Regions from separate parts of the Homo sapiens genome. Here region 1 is linked to region 2. Evidence: chromatin contacts called from ENCODE Hi-C data. All regions are on one chromosome and are shown on one strand. Each heading gives the region's core, a stretch centred on a gene start or an enhancer-like site at or near the end of the contact. The rest is flanking DNA. Distances are from core to core; before and after follow the strand shown. Region 1 has its middle 22 kb from the start of SPATA3-AS1. Region 2 has its middle 98 kb from the start of LINC01907.

What was found. Hi-C counts contacts between places; a loop is a spot of excess contacts on that map. Pooled maps may share reads with other maps.
Region 1: a pooled map shows a loop between it and region 2 (4-fold over the local background). The contact joins two enhancer-like sites. A Hi-C loop is called at or near these places in 1 of 168 maps with a recorded cell type or tissue (heart right ventricle), 1 of 37 single-sample maps with no recorded cell type and 3 of 50 pooled maps.

Annotation. Positions count from the first base shown.
Region 1 is chr2:230,972,490-230,975,681 of GRCh38, forward strand. No RefSeq gene overlaps it. Among named protein-coding and RNA genes, the nearest start is that of SPATA3-AS1, 22 kb to the right of the region's middle. RefSeq lists enhancers at 1,632-1,681, 1,802-1,941. Within about 2 kb of position 1,787, at least 4 of the 41 ENCODE cell types and tissues checked have a DNase peak (open chromatin) inside an H3K27ac peak, as active enhancers do.
Region 2 is chr2:230,601,148-230,604,282 of GRCh38, forward strand. No RefSeq gene overlaps it. Among named protein-coding and RNA genes, the nearest start is that of LINC01907, 98 kb to the right of the region's middle. RefSeq lists an enhancer at 1,293-1,422 and a silencer at 1,563-1,642. Within about 2 kb of position 1,529, at least 7 of the 41 ENCODE cell types and tissues checked have a DNase peak (open chromatin) inside an H3K27ac peak, as active enhancers do.

The DNA of each region.
Region 1 (3,192 bases), core at 537-3,036, 370 kb after region 2:
GTCTTTTTTTATTCTTTTTTCCTTTTTTTGAGACAGGGTCTTGCTCTCTTGTCCAGGCTGCAGAACAGTGGCATGACACAGCTCACTGCAGCCTCGACCTCTCAGGCTCAATCGATCCACCCACCTCAGCCACCTGAGTAGTTGGGACTACAGGTATGGGCCGCTATGCCCAGCTAATTTTTTTTTCTCTTTTTGAGACGGAGTGAGCTCTGTCGCCCAGGCTGGAGTGCAGTGGCGCAATCTGGGCTTGCTGCAATCTCCGCATCCCGGGTTCACGCCATTCTGCTGCCTCAGCCTTCCGAGTAACTGGGACTACAGGCGCCCACCACCACGCCCAGCTAATTTTTTGTATTTTTAGTAGAGACGGGGTTTCACCATGTTAGCCAGGATGGTCTCAATCCTCTGACCTCGTGACCCACCTGCCTTGGCCTCCCAAAGTGCTAGGACTACAGGCATGAGCCACTGCGCCCGGCTTATGCCCAGCTAATTTTTGTATTTTTTGTAGAGATGGGGTTTCACCATGTTGCACAGGCTGGTCTTGAGCTCCTGGACTTAAGTGATCCTCTCACCTTGGCCTCCCAAAGTGCTGGAATTACAGGCATGCACCATCGTGACTGGCCCAGTATCAGGTATTTCTTTATAGCAATGCAAGAACAGACGAATACACACGCAGTGGAGTATTACTCAACATTACAAAGGAAGGAGATTCTGACCCATGCTCTCATATGGATGAAACTTGGAGACATTATACTAAGTCAAATAAGTCAATCACAAAAAGAAAAATACCGTATGATTCCACTTAAAGAGGTACCTAGGGTAGTCAAATGCATAGACATAGAAATTAGGATTATGGTTGGTTGCCAGGAGCTGGGGGAAGTGGGGGATGGGGAGTTGGTGGTGGTTGTACTAGGTGAACATAACTTAATTCCACTGAACTCAACACTTACAGTGGTTACAATGGTGAATTCTAGGTTATGTCTATTTTACCACAATTTTTAAAAATAATTTAAAATCCATGATAAATAGAGTGACCATATAGTTTATTGTCTAAACTGGGACACTTTGGGCAATGAAAGTGGATGCTTTTAATAACTACACCTCGATCCTAGGGGTTAAAGAGACTGCCCTAGGTAGCCTGGGGGTTCCCCAAAATAGTCACTTCTCCACTTACTTCAGTTGAAAGTGTCTTCTTCGCCTGGTAAATATTCAGTACAGTAGCTATGGAAGAAATGTCACCATGAACGGTGCCAAGATATAATTATTCCTGTTCTGGAATGTCAAACTTTAACATTTTGGCCACAATATTCTCTTTTGATCACATTGTCATAATAATTTTGGGATAAAGTGGATGTATCCAGAAGTCCATTCTATGTTGGGACACTTGGCATTGCTCCATGCTTGTGTGGGGGTGGCACCTTTACCTCCCTGCCTCAATCCTCCCCTTCCCTCCCACTGTCCCCTTCCACCTATCCTTTCAGGTAGGTCTTACACAAATGGCCCCTCCTCTGTCCTGTCTTTCCTGATCCACCCTGTGGCATTTCTCCACTTCCAAACTTCTCTGGTGCTTTTACTTGGCGTCAGGTGACATGCGATAAGACCTGGATTAATTAGTTAATGTTAATAACATCTGCTTGACTGCCAATCCTGAAAAATACCGTAATTAACATCATCAACCAGCCATAGGGAAACCACCTTGGACCTCCCCGTGTAAACTACTTTGGGCAGTGCCTTGGGTTTTTCAAGAGTTTGTCAGGCACTTGAGGTTGAGGCTCGAAGAAAGAATATTATTTGATTCTTAGCCATGGTGGGAACCGACATTTATCTAAGTGTTTTTCATAGACAGGAAGTGGTAATTCTCACCCTCCCTGATCTGGGCTCTGACTCACTGGGGTGCCCCAGCCTCTGGGCCTGGGCTCACTAGTGGTAGCCAGCTGACCTGAGCATCAGAGTAAGATGCGTGCCTGAAAAATTCCCCTGGTGGGGCCGGTCATGAAAAGTGCCGTTCTCCTCATTCATGTGGTTTTGTCAGGATGCCCGGATTCCGCAGGCCCGGGCCAGTTATTTTGAGCACACAAGTCACTTTAAAAGACCCCTAAAGGTCACTGGTCCCAAGGATTATTTCACCCCCTCACCACAGTTAATGTCGTCTCCCCACCTCTGTTTTTCTGTATTCCCATAACACATTCTGAGTGTGGCTATGTGATGTAAAGAGCTGTTTTCATGCAAATGTTCAGGGTAACATCATGCATAGTGTCTTAGTTCATCTCCTGCCGCTATACCAAAATACCACAGACTGGGTAATTTACAAGGCACAGACGTTTATTTGGCTCATGGTTCTGGAGCTGGGAAGTCCAAGAGCGTGGTGCTGGTATCTAGTGAGGGCCATCCCATGGCGGAAGGCATCACGTCGTGAGAGAGAACACACGCGAGAGGAAGGAAAGAGGGGCAGAATTCCCTGATTTTATATCTAAGTCACTCCTGTGACAGCTAATCCAGTACCCCAATAATGGCCTGAATCCACTCATGAGAGCTGTGTTCCCATGACCTAATCACCACTTAAACGTGCCACTTCTCAACATTGTTGCACTGGCAATTAAGTTTCCAACACATGAACTTTGGGGGACACATTCAAACCACAGCACTTAGAATATAACAGGATTGCCCCCCTACAGCCATGAGTCCCTTGGATCACCAAGTTAATGTAACAATAACAAAGTCTAATATGATTTACAGGAAATTGGAAGCTTTAAGTAGCCTCGTGAAGCCAAAGGGCAGCATTAGAGCATATCTTTTGACACCCGAAGCTTGTGTCAAAAAGGGTATTAACAGTTGACCGCCTCACACCCACGAGGATGACTATAATTTTTTAAATGGAAAATAACCATTGGCAAGGATGTGGGAAAACCGGAACCCTCCTACTTTGCTTGTGAAAAATGTAAAACGGTGCAGCTGATGTGGAAATCAATTTGTTGGTTCATCAAAAATTTAAACATGGGGCCAGGTGCAGTGGCTCACGCCTGTAATCCCAGCACTTTGGGAGGCCAAGGCGGGCAGACCACGAGGTCAGGAGTTCGAGACCAGCCTGGCCAACATTATGAAACCCCGACTCTACTAAAAATACAAAAATTAGCCTGGCGTAGTGGCACATGCCTGTAGTCCCAGCTACTCGGGAGGCTGAGGCAGAAGAATCGC
Region 2 (3,135 bases), core at 279-2,778:
TGTAGATGGACCTTGAAAACACTGGGCTAAGTGAAAGTAGCCAGACATGGAAGGACAAATGTGTGATTCCACTGATCTGAGGTACCTAGAATAAGCAAATTCATAGAAACAGAGAATAGAATCGAGGTCACCAGGGGATGGGAGGAGGGGGAAGGAATGTGGTGTTATTTGTATAACGGGTAGAGAGTTTACATTGGGAATGACAAAAAAGTTTTGGAAATAGTGGTGACGTTTACACGAATGTATTGTGAATGTATTTAATACCACTGAATTGCACACTTACAAATGACTAAATGAGAAATTGATAATGCTAAATAGTCATATATATTAACAATGAAATGATAACTATTATGTATACTTTGCTACAATAAATAATAATAATAATGATAATGGGAGAGGACTCATGTTATTTGAATGTGGAGCTTCGTGTTAATTAGTCCAACTAAGCTATCACATGCTGCTCTCTGGAGCGTGGGGACAGACAATAGCGCTGAGCATAACTGGGGACAGAAAAATAAATTGGCGGGGGCAGGGAGGCTCAGCTTAGTTGAGAGTGGGATTTTGTAGAGAATGAATGTCATGACCAATATCAGAAGTTTCTCAGAGCCACAGTTGAGCTGCTTTTTCTGCTGGTTTCAGGTGACGGCAAAACAGTGGCACAGGTGTGGGCCTGAAGCCCGCATAATGGAGCTTTCCCCTCCTCCCTGGATTCAGCCACACCCAGGACGAATGAGGTTTGGCTGCAAAACTTAATAGTTTGGGGGGTTTGGGGGTTTTTGTTTTTTGTTTTTTGAGACCGAGTCTCACTCTGTGTCCCAGGCTGGAGTGCAGTGACATGATCTTGGCTCACTGCAACCTCCACCTCCCGGGTTCAAGCGATTCTCCTGCCTCCGCCTTCCCAGTAGCTGGGATTACAGGCCCCGCCACCATGTCCGGCTAATTTTTGTATTTTAGGAGAGATGGAGGTTTCACCATGTTGGCCAGGCTGGTCTCAAACTCCTGACCTCAAGTGATCCACCTGACTCGGCCTCCCAAAGTGCTGGGATTACAGGCGTGAGCCACCGCACCCGTCCAATTTAATGGTTTAAGAGAATATGAGGCCAGGCACAGTGGCTCACACCTGTAACCCCAGCACTTTGGGAGGCCAAGGCTAGTGGATCACTTGAGGTCAGGAGTTCAAGACCAGCCTGACCAACATGGTGAAACCCCATCTCTACTAAAAATACAAAAACTAGCCAGGCGTGGTGGTGCACACCTGTTATCCCAGCTACTTGGGCAACTGAAGCAGGAAAATCACTTGAACCCGGGAGGCGGAGGTTGCAGTGAGCCAAGATCATGCCACTGCACTCCAGCCTGGGTGACAAGAGCAAAACTCCGTCTCAAAAAAAAAAGAGAAAACAAAACAAAAGTGAGGAAATCAAGGGGAGGGAAATCACTGCCCCAGCTCAGGGTTCTTGCCCCGAGGAAGGAGCTGCACTGCCAGAGTCCCTTTCAGGCACCCTCCAGGAGGCCACCAACCCCCAGCTGCAGTGCCTGCATGACAAAAGTTCAAGTTCAAGGGCCTGGCTTCCCCTCTGTTCCCCGCCCCCACACCCCCACCCACCCCCAGCAACACAGACAGGAAGCAGGGCTCACTTCCTGCACCAGTGCACTTACAGGAAGTCAGCTGCTATCACAAGTGCAGCCACCTGAGAGCCCAGGCCCTTTCCCAGAACCCCACCCATACCTGGTGGGGCTGATGTCCAGCTAGGGTGCTACACTAAAGCCCTACACAGTACTGAAGCATTAACACGCTTTTAACCCAGTTAGGGAAAAGCCACTGCCCTGAGCCCGTTGAAAGAGCTCAGGAAATGCCACCCCAAAATATGCTGCTTTGGTGTGCCGATCACTTTGAGCTGAAGACACTTGAGAAAGACCAAAGGCAGAGAGACGTTTTCCCTGAACTCCCCCTGTCTGCCTAAAGACAGATCCCCAATCCCCTCCCAGGGAGTTTCGGGGAAATGAAAATCAAAACCACAGTGAGATACCATCTCACACCTGTTAGATGGCTAGCATCAAAAGGTGAAAAGGTAACAGGTCTTGGCAAGGATGTAGAGAAAACACATATATGTTGTTGGTAGGAATGTAAATTGGTGCTGCCATTCCGTAAAACAGTGTGAAGTTTCCTCAAAAAATTAAAAATAGGGATTAGGTGGGGGTGGCTGGCAAAATGGCCAAATAGGAACAGTTCCAGTCTGCAGCTCCCAGCAAGATCAACATGGAAGGCAGGTAATTTCTGCATTTCCAACTGAGGTACCTGGCTCATCTCATTGGGACTGGTTAGACAGTGGGTGCAGCCCACAGAGGGTGAGCCAAAGCAGGGTGGGGTGTCACTTCAACACCCAAGAGGTCAGGAAACTCCCTCCCCTAGCCAAGGGAAGACATGAGGGACTGTGCCATGAGAAACAGTGCACTCCAGCCCAGATACTACACTTTTCCCATGGTCTTTGCAACCTGCAGACCAGGAGATTCCCTCAGGTGCCTACACCACAAGGGCCCTGGGTTTCAAGCACAAAACTGAGCAGCCATTTGGGCAGACACCGAGCTAGCTGCAGGAGTTTGTCTTTCCATAACCCAGTGGCGCCTGGAATGCCAGTGAGACAGAACCATTCACTCCTCTGGAAAGGGGGCTGAAGCCAGGGAGCCAAGTGGTCTAGCTCAGCAGATCCCACCCCCATGGAGGCCAGCAAGCTAAGATTGACTGGCTTGAAATTCTTGCTGGCAGCACAGCCATCTGAAGTTGACCTGGGACACTTGAGCTTGGTGGGAGGAGGGGCGTCCACCATTACTAAGGCTTGAGTAGGTGGGTTTTCCCTCACAGTGTAAACAAAGCCACTGGGAAGTTCGGAATAGGTGGAGCCCACCACAGCTCAGCAAAGCTGTTGTAGCCAGACTGCCTCTCTAGATTGCTCCTCTCTGGGCAGGGCATCTCTGAAAGAAAGGCAGCAGCCCCAGTCAGAGGCTTATAGATAAAACTCTGACCTCCCTGGGATAGAGCACCTGGGGGAAGGGACGGCTGTGGGCGCAGCTTCAGCAGACTTAAACATTCCTGCCTACTGGCTCTGAAGAGACCAGCAGATCTCCCAGAACAGCACT